Linked DNA regions of Homo sapiens: region 1 is linked to region 2. A link is an interaction called in ENCODE POLR2A ChIA-PET data of the cell type or tissue named here. Cell type or tissue: HepG2. All regions are shown on one strand.

Region 1 (2,500 bases), 300 kb before region 2:
TCAAGTGATTCTCCTGTCTCAGCCTCTTGAATAGCTGGGATTATAGGCGCACGCCATCATGCCTGGCTAATTTTTGTATTTTTAGTAAAGACGGGGCTTCACCATGTTAGTCAGGCTGGTCTCGATCTCTCCTGACCTCGTGATTCGCCTACCTCGGCCTCAGTGCTGGGATTACAGGCTTGAGCCACCGTGCCCCGCCCATTTTTTTTTTTTTTTTTTTTTTTTTGAGACGGAGTCTCACTCTATCACTCAGGCTGGAGTGCAGTGGCATGATCTTGGCTCACTGCAACCTCCACTTCCCACGTTCAAGCGATTCTCCTACCTCAGCCTCTTGAGTAGCTGCAATTACAGGCATGCACCACCATGCCTGGCCAATTTTTTTTTTTTTTTTAAATTTTTAGTAGAGATGGGGTTTCACCATGTTGGCCAGGCTGATCTCAAACTCCTGACCTCAAGTGATCCACCTGCCTTGGCCTTCCAAAGTGCTGGGATTAGACATGAGCCACCACACCTGGCCTCACTTTTCATTTTCTAACGTGTGTGTGTGTGTGTGTGTGTGAGACAGACAGGGTCTCACGCTGTTGCCCAGGCTAGAGTGCAGTGGTGTGATCTTGGCTCACGGCAACCTCCCGGTTCAAGCGATTCTCCTGCCTCAGCCTCTCGAGTAACTGGGATTACAGGCGTGTGCCACTACGCCCGGCTAATTTTTGTAGGTCTAATGTCATTTCTTTCTGGGTAAGGATCTTTGCTATTTTAGGAATATAGGCAGATCTGAGTACTCAACCCCAGGTTCAAGTTGAACAGCTCCTCTTTAATCAAAGGGAGAACACAGATGTATCAAACAGAGTAGGAAAGAAATGTATCAAAAGACAGTAGGAAAGAAAGCCTTTCCTTCTTGAAAGGCTGAGGTTGAGAGGGAAAGCTAATTTATCACTACAACTCTATGGTAGCTTTCCATGCTAAATTTTCCCTGCCTCTTTTGTGATTTTTTGATATGGAAGAGTAGGGGTTATATCTTCTCTGTAACAATTAGGCCATATTTCCTTATACCAAGTAGAGGTGCTCAAACACTGTAGTGGTATTAAAGGGCTGAGGAGAGTAACTGAAGACTGGCATACAGAACTCCACCTGGAGGACAAAAGTCCGGCAGATGATTCTTGTCATCTCAGTGCCCTTAAAGTAGTCCAAAATCCTAAAATTCAAAGCCAGAAATTCCACACCCATTTAGTAAGCACCTATATATACACCATATATTCTACTACACACAGATTATATATCTAAAATGGAAGGAAATCTTTCCTCTTGTGGGAAAGAGGAAGTGGAAAGGAGGTGTACATCCCAATACATCTACCTACAACTGAGAGAAATTAACTACTATTACCACCTCCCACACCATCATCTTTCCTCTCTCTTTGCGTAGCCTGAGCTTTCAGAAGCACAACTGCAAACATCTCTAACTGGTTCACAGGAATCTATTCCTTGGTCATGTCAAACAAGATGTTATTTATAACCCACACCTCCAACCCTACCTAACTTTGAGTGGATGGGGCAACAATTACGACAGACTCTGCTAAGTTTCCACAAATCATTGGTTTATTAGAAAGTTCCTTTCCCTCATTTTACAGCATATATATCTCTATCATATGTGATAAAGTTAAATACAATCTGTTATGCTTGTAAGTAAGGTTTATTTTTATTTTTACTTTTAAAATCACTATTCTGGAAGTTAAAGAAAATGCCCCTAGGAAGGCAAAGAGGCAGCCAGAGTATGGCTCAATCTACAAGCTAATGGGAAGCAGCACGAAAATGTTAATACTGTATTATTTATTTACATGGGCTGAAAGCAAAGAAAAATGAGTCCCTTCACTTACACAGATGATTTCATTTTTCCAGTGCTAGTTATCCAAGAAGTGATGCTTCTGAATCAGATGAGTACTGAACAGGTAGGAGGGTGGGAGGGCAGTCAAGAGTTGTGTTTGCCTGCCACTTTCTTTTCATAAACTTTACTCTTTTGAGAATTTGCGAAGGCAGGAACAGAGCCTTGGCCCAGGTAAGTATGGTTTTTCTTGTCAAGTGACCAACCAACCAATTCTAGCCACACGAATAGTTAGGAAAATGCCAAAGTGGGAATTGTTAACCTCATCAAAGGAGATGGGACCTGCAACACAAGCACCTTTGGGTCAGTGTGTTAATTAGGGCTGAGAGCCTGGGTGAAAGGCAAGAAGAGGGGCAAAAGAGGCTGAGGTGGTAATTCCTCTTGTCAGTGTCATGGGAGAAAAGAAACAAGGAACGTTTACTGTCTAAACTGAGCTGGGCAGAGGGCATGGAAACTATGAAGCAAAATATCTGTAAATGTGCTCACCTCCCAACAAAAGGAAGACTGTCCCAACTCATCCTCCAGCCTACTTCTACTTCCGTTTCTACCAACCCAAAAGGCACATTAAAAAAAAAATTGTCAGAGGGGGCTAAGTACTAGGAAGGCAAATGGACTGACTGCCTG
Region 2 (2,500 bases):
TCTGGTCTTGTTGGAGGACTGTTTGTTTGAAAAGACCCAGCATTTCTGCTTCTGGGAATTTGTTCATAAGTTATTCATTTATTTTTATCTTTACTTGTGGTAAAATACACAATTTGCCATCTTAACTATTTTTAAGTATACGATTTAATAGTGTTAAGTATTAATTATTTTTAAAATTTTTGGTTTAAACTGGGCGTGGTGCCTGTTTAAACTGGGCGTGGTTTAAACTGGGCGTGGTTGGCTGGGCGCGGTGGCTCACGCCTGTAATCCCCGCACTTAGGGAGGCCAAGGTGGGTGGATCACTGAGGTCAGGAGTTCAAGACCAGTCTAGCCAACATGGCAAAACCCTGTCTCTACTAAAAATATAAAAATTAGCCAGGTGTGGTAATGCATGCCTATAGTCCCAGCTACTTGGCCACTTGAGAAGCTGAGGCAGGAGATTCACTCGAATTCGGGACACGGAGGTTGCAGTGAGTTGAGATAATGCCACTGCATTCCAGCCTGGGCAACAGAGTGAGACTCTGTCTCAAAAAAAGAAAAAAATTTTGATTTAATATTTTGTATAATGGCCAGGCACACTGGCTTACACCTGTAATCCCAGTACTTTGGGAGGCTGACAAGGGAGGATTGCTTGAGGCCAGGAGTTCGAGACTAACCTGGTCAACATAATGAGACCCCAGCTCTACAAAAAAAAAAAGTGGTGGTGCATGTCTTTTGTCCTACCTACTCAGGAGGTTGAGGCAAGAGGATCACTTGAGCCCAGGAGCTCAAATTTACATGAGCTATGATGATGCCACTGCATTCTAGCCTGAACAACAGAACAAAACTCTGTCTTTAAAAAATAAAACTGTGCATTTGTGTAGAATCACATTTTTCTAAGGATATTCATTGTAGTGAAGCTTTTTGTAGTAAAAGAATAGTCTACATTTTATGTATATGAGACTGGTTCAAAAACTCTGGTAGCCACACAAAGAAGTATTGCACAGCTGTAAAAAAAAAAAAAAAAATGAACAAAGAGGCCGGGCGCGGTGGCTGGTGCCTGTAGTCCCAGCACTTTGGGAGGCCAAAGCAGGTGGATCACCTGAGGTCAAGAGTTCGAGACCAGCCTGGCCAACTAAAAATACAAAAATTAGCTGGGCATGGTGGTAAGCACCTGTAATCCCAGCTACTCGGGAGGCTGAGGCAGGAGAATCGCTTGAATCCAGGAGGCAGAGGTTGCAGTGAGAGGAGATCATGCCATTGCTCTCCAGCCTGGGCTACAGAGCAAGACTCCGTCTCGAAAAAAAAAAAAAAAAAAGAACAAAGAAGCTCTTTATGCACTGACATGTATCAAAGTTCGAGATACATTGTTTAAAAAGTACAGATCAACAATATGTAATGCTTGCCACCATCACTATTTAAAAAGAAGTTAGGGTAGGGGAATACATGTACATATGTGTCCTTGTATGTGCATAGGCTATCTCTGGAAAGATACACCAGGGATATGTGAGAATGGTTGTCCACTGAGGAGGAGAACTGAAGGAGACTGGTTTTGAACTGTTATATTTATTTACTTTGTATCTTTTTGTAAAAGAAAGCAAATTTGAAGCCCTTTCTCCAACCTCATTTTCTCCCCTCTCTCCCCAGATGTAACCACTATTCCTGAATTTGGTGTTTATTTTCTTCTTGAATGTTTTTAAACATAGTACACATTGCTACATATATAATACATATTACAACATATGGATGTATCCATAATATATCACATTGGTGTGCATGCTGTACTTTTCATTCTGCAATGTGCTTTTTCACTCAAGGTTGTTTAAAATATTTACCCATGTTGGGCCGGGCGCAGTCGCTCATGCCTGTAATCCCAGCACTTTGGGAGGCCTAGGCGGGTGGATCAGCTGAGGTCAAGAGTTTGAGACAAGCCTCACCAACATGGTGAAACCCCATCTCTACTAAAGCTACAAAAATTAACTGGGCGTGGTCACGCACGCCTGTAATCCCAGCTACTTAGGAGGCTGAGGCAGGAGAATAGCTTGAACCTGGGAGGCGGAGGTTGCAGTGAGCCAAGACTGCGCCACTGCACTCCAGCCTAGGTGACAGAGCAAGACCCTGTCTCAAAAAATATATACGTGTATATGGCCGGGCACGGTGGCTCATGCCTGTAATCCCAGCACTTTGGGAGGCCAAGGCGGGCGGATCACCTGAGGTCAGGGGTTCGGGACAAGCCTGACCAACATGGAGAAACCCCATCTCTACTAAAAATGCAAAATTAGCCAGGTTTGGTGGCACATGCCTGTAATCCCAGCTACTTGGGAGGCTGAGACAGGAGAATCGCTTGAACCCGGGAGGCGGAGGTTGCGGTTAGCCGAGATCGCGCCATTGCACTCCAGCCTGGGCAACAAAAGCGAAACCCCATCTCAAAAAAAAAAAGAAAAAAATATATATAATATATATGTATCTATATATATTTTATATATATCTTTACCCATGTTGATATATGTAGCTCTTATCC

What was found. ChIA-PET counts read pairs that join two places held together with the same protein. Peaks named below come from ENCODE experiments on the same cell type or tissue, not always from the same donor. Only the 100,000 strongest peaks of a DNase experiment are listed, where the experiment ranks them.
Region 1: POLR2A ChIA-PET joins it to region 2 with 5 read pairs; 4 of 35 experiments call an interaction of 5 or more read pairs at or near these places.

Annotation. Positions count from the first base shown.
Region 1 is chr17:44,393,706-44,396,205 of GRCh38, forward strand. GPATCH8 (G-patch domain containing 8) reads right to left here. Exons shown (of 8, transcript NM_001002909.4): 8 at 1,576-2,500. Among named protein-coding and RNA genes, the nearest start is that of ITGA2B, 5.3 kb to the left of the region's middle. In HepG2, no CTCF peak of the experiment used is centred here; no DNase peak of the experiment used is centred here.
Region 2 is chr17:44,693,531-44,696,030 of GRCh38, forward strand. No RefSeq gene overlaps it. Among named protein-coding and RNA genes, the nearest start is that of CCDC43, 5.0 kb to the left of the region's middle. In HepG2, no CTCF peak of the experiment used is centred here; a DNase peak (open chromatin) is centred at 1,341.